Regions from separate parts of the Homo sapiens genome. Here regions 1 and 2 are each linked to region 3. A link is a contact called in ENCODE Hi-C or POLR2A ChIA-PET data. All regions are on one chromosome and are shown on one strand. The core of a region is the stretch at or near the end of the contact, and the rest is flanking DNA. Distances in the headings are between cores, read along the strand shown.

What was found. A loop is a pair of places that touch in the nucleus more often than their neighbours do. ChIA-PET counts read pairs that join two places held with the same protein, here RNA polymerase II (POLR2A). Pooled maps may share reads with other maps.
Region 1: a loop to region 3 is called in a map of heart right ventricle, with 6 times the contacts of the local background. The contact joins two enhancer-like sites. A Hi-C loop is called at or near these places in 3 of 168 maps with a recorded cell type or tissue (MCF 10A, chondrocyte and heart right ventricle), 2 of 37 single-sample maps with no recorded cell type and 7 of 50 pooled maps.
Region 2: a map of chondrocyte shows a loop between it and region 3 (4-fold over the local background). The contact joins two enhancer-like sites. A Hi-C loop is called at or near these places in 1 of 168 maps with a recorded cell type or tissue (chondrocyte) and 5 of 50 pooled maps. POLR2A ChIA-PET finds 5 or more read pairs at or near these places in 1 of 52 experiments (BJ).

What each region holds. Positions count from the first base shown.
Region 1 is chr6:140,076,249-140,080,811 of GRCh38, forward strand. All of the region lies in intron 1 of LINC02941 (long intergenic non-protein coding RNA 2941), which reads left to right. All of the region lies in intron 2 of LOC107986652 (a long non-coding RNA gene), which reads right to left. Among named protein-coding and RNA genes, the nearest start is that of LINC02941, 100 kb to the left of the region's middle. Within about 2 kb of position 3,148, at least 8 of the 41 ENCODE cell types and tissues checked have a DNase peak (open chromatin) inside an H3K27ac peak, as active enhancers do; they include heart right ventricle, where a contact is called at or near this core.
Region 2 is chr6:140,460,835-140,465,502 of GRCh38, forward strand. No RefSeq gene overlaps it. Among named protein-coding and RNA genes, the nearest start is that of MIR4465, 220 kb to the right of the region's middle. Within about 2 kb of position 2,102, at least 9 of the 41 ENCODE cell types and tissues checked have a DNase peak (open chromatin) inside an H3K27ac peak, as active enhancers do.
Region 3 is chr6:141,560,454-141,565,372 of GRCh38, forward strand. No RefSeq gene overlaps it. Among named protein-coding and RNA genes, the nearest start is that of GJE1, 570 kb to the right of the region's middle. Within about 2 kb of position 1,883, at least 16 of the 41 ENCODE cell types and tissues checked have a DNase peak (open chromatin) inside an H3K27ac peak, as active enhancers do; they include heart right ventricle, where a contact is called at or near this core.

The sequences.
Region 1 (4,563 bases), core at 1,898-4,397, 1.5 Mb before region 3:
GAAATGGAAAAAGATGACTGAATTTTAAGCTGACTAGGGGAATTTTGGCACATACATAGAAATAAAGAAGTCAGGAAGGACATCTGGTTTAACAGAATGTGGATTTTGGGGGGAAAGTAGCAGGCAGTTGAAAACGTAAGACAGGAATAAGCTTGAGAAATAATTTAATCTTGAAATAAGAATTTTGGAGTTGTACACATATGATTGAAAGATATTTCTGTATATATGGGTATATAGAAAAAAAGAGAATAAGTAGAGAATCTGGGAAGAGATACCAGTTGGAAGATGTGAGAAGGAAGAGGTACTATTGGAAGATAGAGCATAGTTTAGCACCTTGTCATAGAGACATTACTTGTCTAACCCCAGGCTGTATCAACAGATTGTATATCCTCCTGATTGAGGATAACAGTCTATTGCATTTCCTAGGCATTCCCCCACTTAGAAATTATTGAAGCATCCCATTTGTGTATGATTTTTGTGGGCAGCGATTCCAAGAATGGTGGAAGATACGTTTCTAAGACTTACGAGTTCCTTGGACCAGGTCATAAGCATTTAGAAAATAGAGTAATTGAGGGAGATCATGAATTGTATAGAAGTGAGGGATTCTGCAATTGAATATCCTTGCCTCATCAATCAATTCAGATACTTGGACATCTATGAAGCTCAAGACAAAATGTAGTTCAATACCTTACTAGGAGGAGCATTTTCACAGAGATAAATTATCCACTAGGGAGAATAATAAGTAGAATTACATGCCTATTAATAGTTGCATAATTTTAAAAGAAAAGAGCATGATTTGTTTAAGACACTAGTGTGTTTGACTCTGTCATGGTGATGTTTTGGTCATTTTCTTAAGGATGCTTCCAAATAATGGCCTCAGATACTGAAAAAGGTTAATAAGAATTCTGGCTGGATGTGGTGGCTCACACATGTAATCCCAACACTTTGGGAGGCTGAGGTAGGAGGCTCTCTTGAGGCCAGAAATTCAAGACACACCAGGGCAACAGAGTGAGACCCCATCTCTACGAAAAAATAAAAACAAAAACAAAACAACAACAATAACAAAAACAATAAAATCAACTGGGTGTGGTCCTGCATGCCTGTAGTCCCAGCTGCTGAGGTGGGAGGACAGATTGAGCCTAGGAGCACGAGGCTGCAGAGAGCTGTGATTGTACTACTGCACTCCAGCCTGGGTGACAAAGCAAGACACTGTCTGAAAAAAGAAAAAAAAAATGTTTTCTTTTTTTCTTTCCCATAATTCACTGGCTCGTTTGCTTTTTGGGTACTTTTAATTTTCCCTCTAAATTTCAAAGTACTAGGTGTTAAAATCTGGACATTTGAAAGTTTGATTTGCAATCATCTAAACTCCTAAAAAACAGAGGTCTCTTTCTAACATTGATTTACTCTCAGAGGGTCACTCATAAACATATTCATTACAGGCACACTCCACGAATATTCAATAATACATCAATCACTAAGCTGTTTATGTTAAGAGACACAATTGAAATTGAACAATATAACTCAATAAAATTACTGGTCTTTTTATTTATTCATCCAAATCCTAGTTGCTCAGTCATTGTAAACAGATCCATTGGAAACAATTCACTTTTCTATTGTTTCAGGATTGATCTTCTCAAACACATGATTATTCTTAATTCAGACAAAATATTTCATTTCTTTAAGTACACCAGAAGGAATTAGAGCCAGCTGAATGCAATAAGAGAAGAGGAAGGAAGACGCTCAGTAAAAGGAAATCAAACCTGTTTACAAGTCTGGATCTAAACACTTGTGAGATTTGTGGTTTTGGAAACTACGTTCATATGTTAGAGGAGAAAATGATGAATACTGGATAAACATGGGTTTAAATGGCCTAGGCCAGATTCTTATTCCTCTTTGCACCCTAAGTATCTCTTTTAAACAAAGAGTTTCACTTAATTTCAAAAAGACCACATGCAGACAAAAGATCAATGAACAGCAGAGTGACAGAGAAATTCAATTTTTCCGAGAATGTTGATATATCTACCATCCAGAAGACAATTTAAAATATGGAAGCACTCATAAAAACAATTAATGTATGTAGTCATCATGAGATACACCAAATTATCATCTCATACTAGTGGTAAATCTTGGTTTCCTAAATCTGTTTTTTGTTTCCCGTTCTTCCACTTTGAATATATGATACTGCAAATATGCTAAACAGGGCCCTTGGGCAAATTAGAAACAGAGGTTGGCAAAAATATTAGGAATTTTTTTGTTTCAATTTAAAATGTGTTTTTTTAGAACGTAAAAAACTTAATATAAGTGTATTCTGGAATCATAAGGATGAACATCAACTAAACGAGTCCTGTCCTGGAACTCTAGTGCCCTTTGGCATATGTATTTATTTATCTACATTTTAAACTTAATAATTTTTTAAAAGTATGAGGACAGCTGGGTTGAAGCTATTCAATATGCAGTCATTTTGGATCAATGTGACTTCAAGTGATGGGTTACCAGAAAAGATGCTGGACTGTAAGAGTTTTTGAATTTGTGGGCTTAGGAATTTTGATGACTAAAAAAATAAAAAAAAAAGGCTAAAGGGAATTGGCATTTAAATTCCATGTGGCTGAGCTTTTTAGTTGCATTCAGACACTTCTATTTTTATTTCTTCAAGCTGGGCCTGTTTCCAAGAAGGAAGCTGTGGAATTATTGCTCTTACTCCCACATTTAGTGCAATCCCTTACAATACTAAGGATAGGTCAGATTTTTGCCCGTCCCCTGCATTAAACCTACAAGTAGATCAGATTTCAGGATAAGCAACAAGCAAAAAAGGACAAAAAAATTTCAAGTGAAACATTTGAACCAGCTTGACTTGAATTAGGGTCGAATCAACTGCATAATCTAATGTTCATAGAGTGCTTTGTCTTTAGAACCTGGCTGGTTTTACCCTATAACATTTAAGTTATTCTTCCATTTATTCTTTTTCTTCTTCTCTTCTTCCTTTTATTTTTATTACCCCACTGTGTTCCTATACATTTAAAAGGTTAGCTGTTTTTGTTTTATGCAATGGAAAAACTGTTGTTGAAGTTTTAGCCTTGAAAAGCACTGACTGTACCTAAAAACGGAAAGAAAGCACTCCTTTGCCTTGCCTCCCATTGGTTGTTTGGAAACAGCTGTTTGACGCCAAGTTTGTACTTCACTCTTATCAGCTCATTTGGTGAGATCAGAATGTGCCTGAATAACTCTGAAGGTTAAAATATGTTGACTGAATTTTCTGCTGCCACCATTCAGCAGCAGCTAGGCTATGCCTCTCATGATCATGACACGTAGTGGAAATTTTCCTGGCTTCTATACATCATCATCTCTGCCTGGTGAGTGTCATACTGAGGATGAGCACAGCAGGACGGCCTGCCAATGGGCCTGACAGAGCTGGCCTACGAACATATGGAATTGTGCTTCCAATGGAAAGCACACTATTTGCATTGACTTGTCATCATTCAGGGACCAAATTTTTTATTTTTGCCTTTTTATCAACCATTGGTGTCTTGTTTAGGGCATCTATAACTTTTTTTTTTTCAGAGAAAATTGGGCATTACGATTTTCTTACTCAATCTCATAATCATTTTAAGCATTCCAAAAATTATACTCCACTGGTCCTGACTGCTACTTAAATTGTATGCGTTCTTTCCAGTCCTTATTTACAATTTAACTCCAAATGCTTCATAGTACAAACAGAAGAGCCTTTGATTTTGATTTTTTTAATCATTCAATCTTACAGAATTGAATCATGCCATATTGTTATTTTTGCTCAGCAATTAGAAAATACTCACTGTCCAACAGTCCAAGAACTTTTAAGTATTACAAAATCCTTTTCCGTAATCTCATGTTAACAATACAGCCTTAGTTTAGAAGCATTTTCTAAAAGATGTTAAGCATTAACCTTGTAATTTGTGGTGTGCTTATATTTATCGCCAAATAATTTGCAGCATTTTGTCAGTTATTTATCTAGTTATTTATATGTTTATCTGATGCCTATGCTGAAATATTCAAGGGCTTTTACAAGTGTGCTGTGTTAGCAGAAAATACTGTTCAAGGGAGAAAAAAATATTCTTTTTCACTTGACTACTTCAATACAGCAACTACAGTAGTTACTGTATGACTTATTGAACAACCATTAGAAGGAAAGAGATGAAATAGATCAGCCAATCCCCTAAGTCATAGATACTGAATATCTACTTCGTGTGGGTTTATGTCTAAGATATCATGGGAGCTCCACAAAATATATAACTGTTACCCAAATGGCAAAATAGTGAACTTGGGATCAACATAAATTTTAAAAGGCTTGTACCTAATTTTTATTCTTTTTTGTTCCTCAAGTTCTTTTAAACTTAGAGCTTCCCTGGGCCTCAACCAGTGCCAGCTGGGCAAAAATTCAATAACCTATGTGGAGATCATTATTGACCAAACATGTTATCAGATTTAGATGGTTTGATATGCAATTATTCTGAAGACCAATTAAATATCACACACTGTGGTCATTAATAGACAAAATTGTATTCTTATATGAATGATACATCTTAGTTT
Region 2 (4,668 bases), core at 852-3,351, 1.1 Mb before region 3:
CTTTTCAAGGTTAACGGCACTGCCCCCAATTGCTAGAGATCTGAGGAGCAACTGTAGCTCTTTTTGATAATGACTAATACATACATTGCCACAAGATATTTTGTGTAACAGAATTTGAAAGTTAATAAACTTACAAAGCTAACTAAAGAAACATGATAATGGAGTTGTTGAGATTGGAACCATATACCATCAGAGCATCAGTCTCTCCCAGAAATCTGTTCAATGTGCTAGGGGAAAATGTCTCTTTCTTCATATATTCATATTTTAGTAACTAAGATAGATAATACACCAATAGTAAAAAAGATGTAGATATGCTATCAGACAGTGTTGAGTTCCAGAAAGAAAAAATAGACAAAACAACGGCAGAGAGAGTAAGGAAATGTTTTTTAGGTAGGAAAAAGAGGAAACATCTCTCCGGGGAGGTGACATTGAGCAGAGATGTGAATGAAAGTGGGTCATGTGGATATCTGAGGGAATATTATTTCATGCAAAAGGAGCACAAGTTCAAATGTGATTGGTTACTCTGGGAACGTGAAGAGGAGCAGTATGATGAGAGCACTGTCAGCAAGTGATAAAGTGATAGGGTATCAGTTAATGTACCAAGATCTAGATCATTACAAGATATTGCAGGTCAGAATGACGACTTTAGTCAAAATGTGTTGGAAAACCAGTTAATGGTTGATGAGTGGTTTTAAACAGGGGAATAAAAAGATCTATAGGGTCACTCTTACTGCTGAGTGGACAACAGACTGCAGAGAAGCAGGAGTGAGGCAAAGAAGCTGTTGTAAGAAAATTATAGTAGTCTAAGCAAGACATAGTCATGTTGTGGGCTAGACAGTCACCCTAGATTATTGGCCATGCTGTCAGCAGATTTTTACAATCCTCAAAAAGAGAAATGAGGCCAGGCATGGTGGCTCACACCTGTAATCCCAGCACTTTGGGAGGCCGAGGCGGGTGGATCATCTGAGGTCAGGAGTTTGAGACCAGCCTGACCAACATGGTGAAACCCCATCTCCATTAAAAATGCAAAAATAAGCCGGGCATGGTGGCAGGCACCTGTAATCCCAGCTACTCAGGAGGCTGAGGTAAGAGAATCATTTGAACCTGGAAGGCAGAGGTTTCAGTGTCACAATTGTCACTGCACCCACTGCACTCCAGCCTAGGCGACAGAGCAAGACTCCATCTCACCAAAAAAAAAAAAAAAAAAAAAAGAACATGTTACAGAAAGTTATGCGTTCAGTAGTTTAGGAAGTATTTGGGAAATCTTTTAGTCAGTACAGACTAGTTCTGCCACCAAATATTAATGTCCCCTTGGGCAGAAAATTGCAATTTCCCATTTCAGTGCTCAGGGTTTGGACTAAATTATCACAATAACCTCCATCTCTGACCTTCTGTGTTTCTCAGCAGACTAATATAAATGATCTAGAACATGAAAATGTGTGAACTTTAGGACTTCAGTACAACATTAGAGTATCTTATGCCAAACTCCTTCTAATTCCCAGGGAAACATTAGGAAACTACTATTATGTTGTAGAGAAAGAAAGTTAGAAGACTTTTTGGTAAGCTTTTTACAATGAATAATAAATGTGCAAAATCACTTAAAAAAGTCTATTCCTAGGAGCTTTTTCTTGATTTTCGTTTGATTGTCTATAATTATGCAATCCAAAGTCTCCAACTGAATTAAACATCCCATAACCATTTTAATGACTCAGGATAGAAAGAAAAAATTGCAGCATTTAAATTCTGTTTCAATATGATGACTCTTGAGAATTTTACTGACCTTGATGGAATTTTTGGAATTTGAGTTCATTTGTAATCAAACTAGAAAAAAATGTTTTGAAATGCTATTTAGATGCTCAAAAGGATTATTGGACCCTAAATAACTTTCATTACATGACATTTTGATAAGGTCATTGTAAGTGAGTCAGAAACATGGACTACATTTCCTTTAAAAATACACATCCCTTCACAACAGATTTGGTCCTAACTCATTTTGGCTTTTGCTGAATCCCAAGTGTTTTTCCTTCTACTTTTTTTTCCCTTTAAATTCTCCAGTAAACTTGCTAAACCGGTAATCTAGGTGAGCTCACCTGCTCCTTCCACTCACTTCCCTGTTGAATTTAGCCTCGGGCTTTGCTTTAATAGCATAGATCCTTAGAGCAGAGAGTTTTATACACAGGAACAGGGGAAGCACAGAGTCTAATAAAGGCCTGGGAATTTTTGTTGTTGTTGTTTCTTTTGAAAAAGGAGAGCTCTAAGGGAATGATATTGTTCCAGAGAACTGACTCAAATGTGTTCTGTATTTGAACTCTGTGATTATGAAATTTCAACTAAAGCTATAAAAAGCAAAACTAACAGACACCAGAGCATGCCAAAGAAAAACAGGATGTTCTTTTTTGATTGGGAAATAATTATCTAAGTTCAATGGCTGGGTCCAGGTAGTTGAGTTTACATTTGCTTCTCCCTCATTATAGAATCAGTTGAATTATGGTAAATTTTCCCTAAGCAGCCAAGCTGTCATTCAAAGGGGTGATTTTATTGGGGTGCAAATCCCTTTTGTTATTGCTTCAGTCCATTTTTTAAATGGATTTGAAGCCTGAGGGGAAAGTACAAATTAAGACAGACTTTTCTCTTTATGCGGTGAACCCAGCCTGTCCTGCCTGCTGCATCCCACTCTAGTACCTCCAGGGTGTTCATCTACCCGGAAAGTCCTCTGCTATTTTATGCTCTATGGAAGTGAGATGTAAACAAAACTAGCTTACTTCTTTCTCAAAAATCATTACACTGATTGGATTATGTCCTTAGCAACAGAATGAATCTCTCTACATATGTATTACTCAGTGATTGAAAACTGAGGTTCAGTTTTGAGGTAAAGTAGAATGCACTAAAAAATTGTAGGATTGCAAATAAACAGTAACATTGCTAATGATTTTCCATGTCTTCCATGTGGGGGAAAGCAGGACAGAGAGTATGGCTTTTTAAAATAGTGAAATTGACTCTTTAAAATTTTTAGAATTGGAGTTCTTCAGTTTATTGGAAATGACACTGCTGAAGACAATTTAAACATTCTGTTTAAAGTAAATGAAAGAATTATACCGTAATAAAGATCTAAAATGATTCACAAGGATTATAACAGAAACAAATTTATATATTACTTGCACCATTTTAACTAGATACTATAATGGAAAGGAAAAACAAAATCAGAAATGGTTACTCTCTTCTGGGAAGTCACTGGTAATGAACATACTTTCCTTAACAGCAATGAGGGCATATTTTCTTTCTTTTTTGCCATAAGGGCAATAATGTCATAAGATATATTTTAGAGCTTAATACCCTGTCATCAGAAATTCAGTTTAATTTTTAAATATAACATCCTTACATTAAAATTTAGAAGAATAATTTTTATGTTAAATAAGGTTTTCAGTAAGTATACTATATATTTACATATATATGGAATATGAATATTTATGAAGACACACGTGAACACTCATATATTTTCTTCAGAACTTGAAATGACCTCAGAAAATTGTTAATTTTCTTCCTTTGTTTCATGGCAGCATTACCATAATCAGTTTTAGATATCATAATATGCATTATCTTGATATCCCAGAAAATGGCATTTCATGAGTAATCTTCATTCTGCATCATCTAATCTAAGTTCTTCCTGCCATACCCTTAGACTTTTTTCCCTTGCTCTTTTATCAACAGAAATGGTCATCAGCATATGAACAATAATATTCCTGCATTTCCTTGAAGCCTGTTATCACCGTCCTTCAAAATCTCACTCAAAGTCTGCTACCACCATCCTTGGAAATGTCACTGGGGACCAAATAATTACTATAAACTTCCTTAGCTAAACCTTTCAATCTAGACTTTGTATCAATTTGACTGCTCTCCTGGATACCCTATTCATGTTGTACCCAACTATGTTAAGTCACAGAGAAGAAGACTGTTAGGTGATGGTCTAAATAGGTTTGTGTATAATGGGAAAATTACATTGGTTTTCTTCAGTGTACACTTTATTCATTCCTGAATTCTGCTTGGCTGTTACGAAATATTGCTGACAACCTTCAAATCACATACTATTCTGAACTCAGGGACTGTCTTCTATTAAATTTCACATAGTCCGGTTACTGATTATCTAGTGTGTGTACAGCTATATTTCCTCTAAATGTTTACTATATTTTATCTTTTCCTTCGATATCAATCAATTCCCTTATTTGAATAAGAAAAAGTTTTTGAATAATCATAACAGTTACTGATTACTAAACACTAACCCTGAAATATGCTGTTAAAATGGGTGTTATAATTATAATATTTGGGAGGATAGTTGCATATTATGTTTTATTCCTGTAGATTTAGAATGTATAAAGAAGCTCTATAGTAATCTATTTAATTTTGATGGAGAAGTTTTTTTTTAATTCACAAACATTTTATTAAAAATATGAGCTTGTTGAATCAAATTCTTATAGGAATTTAAACTCAGAGTATGGCAATTAGAAAAGTGGATGTCTTAGTCTATTTACTGTTGTTATAATAGAATAACTGAGACTGAGTCATTTATAAAGAAAAAGTTCTTATAGTTCTGGAGTTCTGGTGGTTTTTCTTAAATGAGATAACCTTATTCTTTTTCTCTTTTCTTCTGATAAATGTGATAGTTTACATTGC
Region 3 (4,919 bases), core at 633-3,132:
CACAGAATATGTAGTAGTAATGATGACTAAAACTTTAAAGACCATAAAATATTTATTAACAATGGCGTTCTATAAAGTCTGCTGTGGTATACAGATTATCAGAGATTTTTCTATACAATTGGATTGTCTATGCTACAATCCAATGGTTGTTCATGATGCTTCTAATCCCAGATTTACAGACTTAGCAAGAGTATGGCTTATGCTTTAAAAAGTTTGAATAGACTACTCTCATTTTACAAATGAACAAAATACTTGCTTCCTAAAGTTCAATTTATAGTCTAAAACAAACACGTGAAGAAAGTTAAGCTTACAAATTTTAAGCAAAGAAATGAGGATTTCTAACCAAAGTTTCAACTAAAATCTAACCCAGGTATATGTGGGCATGTGTGTGTGGTATGCATGTGTGTGTGGGTATGCATGTGTGTGTGGGTATGCTTGCTCTGTTTGTGACACTGTATTCTTTCAACACATTTTGATTAACTGACAGAATGGTTTTCAAACATTTGTCTCCAAATTCCTAACCGGGATAAACTATCTGATTTCTGAGATATACATCAGGGATCAGTCCACTGTCTTTATAAATTACAATTCATTGACTGTGTTTTCTGTTTCCAATCTCATCAAGAAGTACAGTATCTAGTTGTACCATATCTGACTACTGTCTGTCAACAATTGGATCTCTTAGTATATTTGAAATGAGAAGCTACAACACAGTGATTGTGTCCTTGAAATAAGATTTCAAGAGTCTTTAATTCATGTTCTTTATTCCTTGCCTTCTTACTCTGCTCTCCATCACTCTTTATTCCTTTCTTCAATATTGAGACATACACAGAACATCATTTGAGGAATGGAGAATTGAGTCATGTGCCATGTTTGCACATAGCTTTAATGTGATTGTCTATGATTCCGTAGGCAAACATAAGAACACCGAATTGCACACAAAGTCTGTAATCATATCATCTGTGGCTACAGATGGAAAACAGCCTGCACAAACAGGAGGTATTGTTAACCAGGTGGATTTCCAGTTTCAATATGTTTGAACAAATTTTGGGGTAACACAAAGACATTAGCAACTGGGCAATGCTGAAGAGGCGTCAGAAGGCACTGTCAACTCCAATCTTAAACATTTTTCAGAAAATTAAAGAATTATTTGAATAATCTTAGTATATCTGAGCCACCTGTTTGTGTATTTAGCTTATTTCCTCATATATTTATTTAAATTTTTTAAATTTTTTTGGATACGTAGATGATATATATATATATATATGTAGTTACAGAGCTAGTGAGATATTTTGACACACGCACGCAATGCGTAATAATCACATCAGGGTAAATGGGGTATCCACCACCTCAAGCATTTATCTTTAGTGTTACAAACAATCCAATTATACACTTAGTTTTTAAAAAATCTACAGTTAAATTATTGCTGACTATAGTCACCCTGCGGTGTTATCAAATATCAGATTGTATTCATTCTTTCTATTTTTTGTACCCATTAGCCATCCCCATTTCCCCCCCATCCCCCATACAGCTTTTATTGTGCCGCCAACCTCCTCTCCTCTCTCTGAGTTTGGCATTCCCTGTGACATGACCTGTAATTCAAAGAAACAACCTCCAAATTAGCTGGATGCTCTCAACCTCTAAAGAGTTTAGAATCAGGAAACATCATTATTTATGCCACGTCTGTTCTCATATCTTATTTGCCTTTATTTTCTTTAACAATATCTGGCTTTTGCACATTCAATGAATGCCATGATCGGCAGCAGAGGAGTGGATGGGTTTTCCTGCGATTGTCCTCCCCTTTTCCCCACTGTTTCTCACAGAGGTGACCGCAGTGACTTCCTGACGCTCTCTGATAGGGAAGCTCCTCCACCTCCTCACCAGGCTGCCTGGCGCGCTCAGCCCATCCCGATTCCAGGACGTCCCTGTCCTCCCCAGGGCCTCTAACAGGCAGCATTGGGTAAAACACCGGTTTCAACTTTCACCTTCAGGACCACTTCCTTCCTAAGTGCCTTATTCAGCAGGAAAGGGAAACCTGTGTTGGGGTGTGGAGTTTTCCTCTCAGATTAGCATGCTTCTCTGGCTGCTGGCAAAATTAGAAAAGCGTCGAGGATAAAATGGCTTTATTTTATTTAATGTCACCAGTAGGGGAAATTTTTAACATCGACACCCAGCAAGCCGGCCCCCTTAGGCTTCAGAAGTCACCCCCGCTTTTCACAGAACCTATATAACACTTTACCTCTGAAAATGATTTCTGACTATGACCCGGATATCAAAATTAGGAAACAGCCAAAAAGCATTTCCTTTCTTTTATGTTTTTTTTTGTGCCAGTTGCCCTCCCTGAGTCTTTTCATTTACCCTGGCAGAGATTTGTCTCTTTGCCTTTAAAAGTTAAATCCACCTTCATCGCACAATGTAGAAAGAAGTGAAATTAAACTGCAGTGTGTTCCAGAGGAGAAAATCTACTTTTTTCATCTCTCAGCCCTACTTTAACTTAAACTGACCTAATTACAGCCCACACCAGAAGAAGCGGAAGAGCTGAAGGAGCGCTTCTGCCACCTAGTGGAAAGATCCTTGAACTGTGCATGGAGACTTCCACTTTTTTTTTTTTTTTTTTGCTTTATTTTTGAAATGTCTGGCACAGAAGTGCAAATGACCTTCTCTAGTCTCTGCATGAATACTGAGGATATGCATCACACACTGCTCTGTTCCTTTGGAAATTCAAAATGTAACGGTCTTCTAAAGAACTCTATTTAGAGAAGGTTGAATTAATGGCTCTTCAGATGAACTATACCTTGAAAACTATTTTATTAAGACCATATGACATTTCATGAAAGTTAAATGGAAAACGATAATGCAAATATTAATACCCTTTAAAGCAATGTTTTAAATATTATGTCTTGGATTTAATGTTTAGGGATGTTAGCACCCTCCCCACTAAATCAATTACTCTTCCTCGTAGCCACTGCACGGTTTAGCTAGCTGAATGATTTCTTCAGTGCAGCTCCTGGCTTGTTTATTTGTTTGCTTTTAGGAGTGGTACTGGACATTTAAGAATGCTTCGTTCTCTTCTCCTGGCTTCATTAACGAGTTATTGATCAATGACTTGAAAGAAAAACTTGGATGAAAAATTTAGTCAGCCCTGAATCACCAATGCTAATTAAAACCAGGGAAAGGAAGGAAAATGAAAGACGTTTACAATGCCCAAATCTCGGGGTAGCTGATCTCCTCCTTCACCAAAGCATCAATACAGCAGCCATGAGCTGCTCAGCCTGGCATTTCTGCCTGTGTCATTGAGCAAAGAAATGTCCCCCATGCAAAAATATCCTTGAGCATATAAAGCAAAGGAATCGGCTGTGTGCAGTGGTTAAATCAATTCTGGAATCATTAGGGTAAGTAATGTGTAGGGTCACACTTGCATCTCTTTTAACAAAATATTCAAATTGATGTGATAATCTACATTGTTATATTAGGGCACACTTCAATATCCTGGCTACAGATTGCTTATCATATTAAAACTAAACACAAAATTGGTTTAAAAAAAAGAAAGAAAAAAAAGTTTGTCATTATTTATAAAGACTCCATGAATAGCTAAGGTTCTCATGGTCTTGTTTAGAGTCTTGGTGATGCAAGAGAATATCTATATGAGTTATAGCTTAACAAACCTGTTTTATTTTATAAAAACTTAGCTTGTATTTAAAAAGTTTTCATTACTTATACATCAAATATGAATTCGAGAAGCAAGTACGAGCCAGTCCCTGTAGTAGACACACGGTTTACATAGATACAAGCAAAAATGAACAGGGCTGGGCTCTGATACGGGTTAATTTGATTCTTCCTTAACTCTCTACACCATGGACACTAACATAAGAAATGATGTGTATATACTGCACAGTCTCTAAAAACCACTCTTTTCAACTCTGCTTGTTCTATCTTAATTCAGATCCTCTTTATTTTTAGCCTTGATTATTTCAGCTGCTTTATTTCCTAGCAGGTCAACCTATGCTCAGTTTGTGTCTGAGCAAACTTGAATTGTGTCTACTACAATTCACATTCACTCTTTCCACACTTTTCAGAATCATGTTGTCTCTAGTTAAAAGCAGGTATTAATTAATTGATAAATTTTAAAAGGCCAGCTTAAAATCTTCCAAATTATGGCCAATTGAACTGATTTACTTCATAGAACTCTCTTCCTACAGCCAGCTTGGTGCTAATGTTTACACATAAGTTGTTTCTTCTGAGAAAGATTTCATGATTATCTTCTCAAACATGAATAATTTTCTTGAAACTTCCTTAAGATGGATTTATATCATTTTCTGCATTATTTCACTTAGTGCTTTCTACCTTGGACAACTGTTATCTCCTCATATAAATTTTACATTAAAAAATAAAACCTGACACCAAGTTTTGCTGAACTTGGCCACGAGTACTGAGAAATTCCAGTGCAATTTCATAGAATTCTAGGTAGGTAAAATGCTAATGACTTTTCTAAGAGTTGTTTTTGCCACACTGTTTTACTGTTCAGCTTAGAGCCTCAACATAGTAGGATGGGAGAGAGAGAGAAAGAGGACATAGAGAAGAGAGAGAGAGGAGAGAGAGAGAGAGAGAAAGGAAAAGGGAGAGATGGGAGAAAATATTGAAAACTGAGTAAAGGATAGGAAATGATGATGGGGGTGTTATTATAAATCTTTTGTTAGAGAGGGTATTTCCCACAGGAAAGGGAAAGAGGAGATTAAGAAAGAAAGAAGAAAGGGAAGCTGAATGAAAAGTAATAGAGGCTAGTAAAGATAGGAAAATAATCAGAAATAAAGGAAATGTTTAGTTTTTATTGAAATGTACTATACACTGGGCATTACAGTGGTCACACCACACATATCATGTTGGATGCTTCTCAAAAATGTTGAGCTAGCTATCATGTC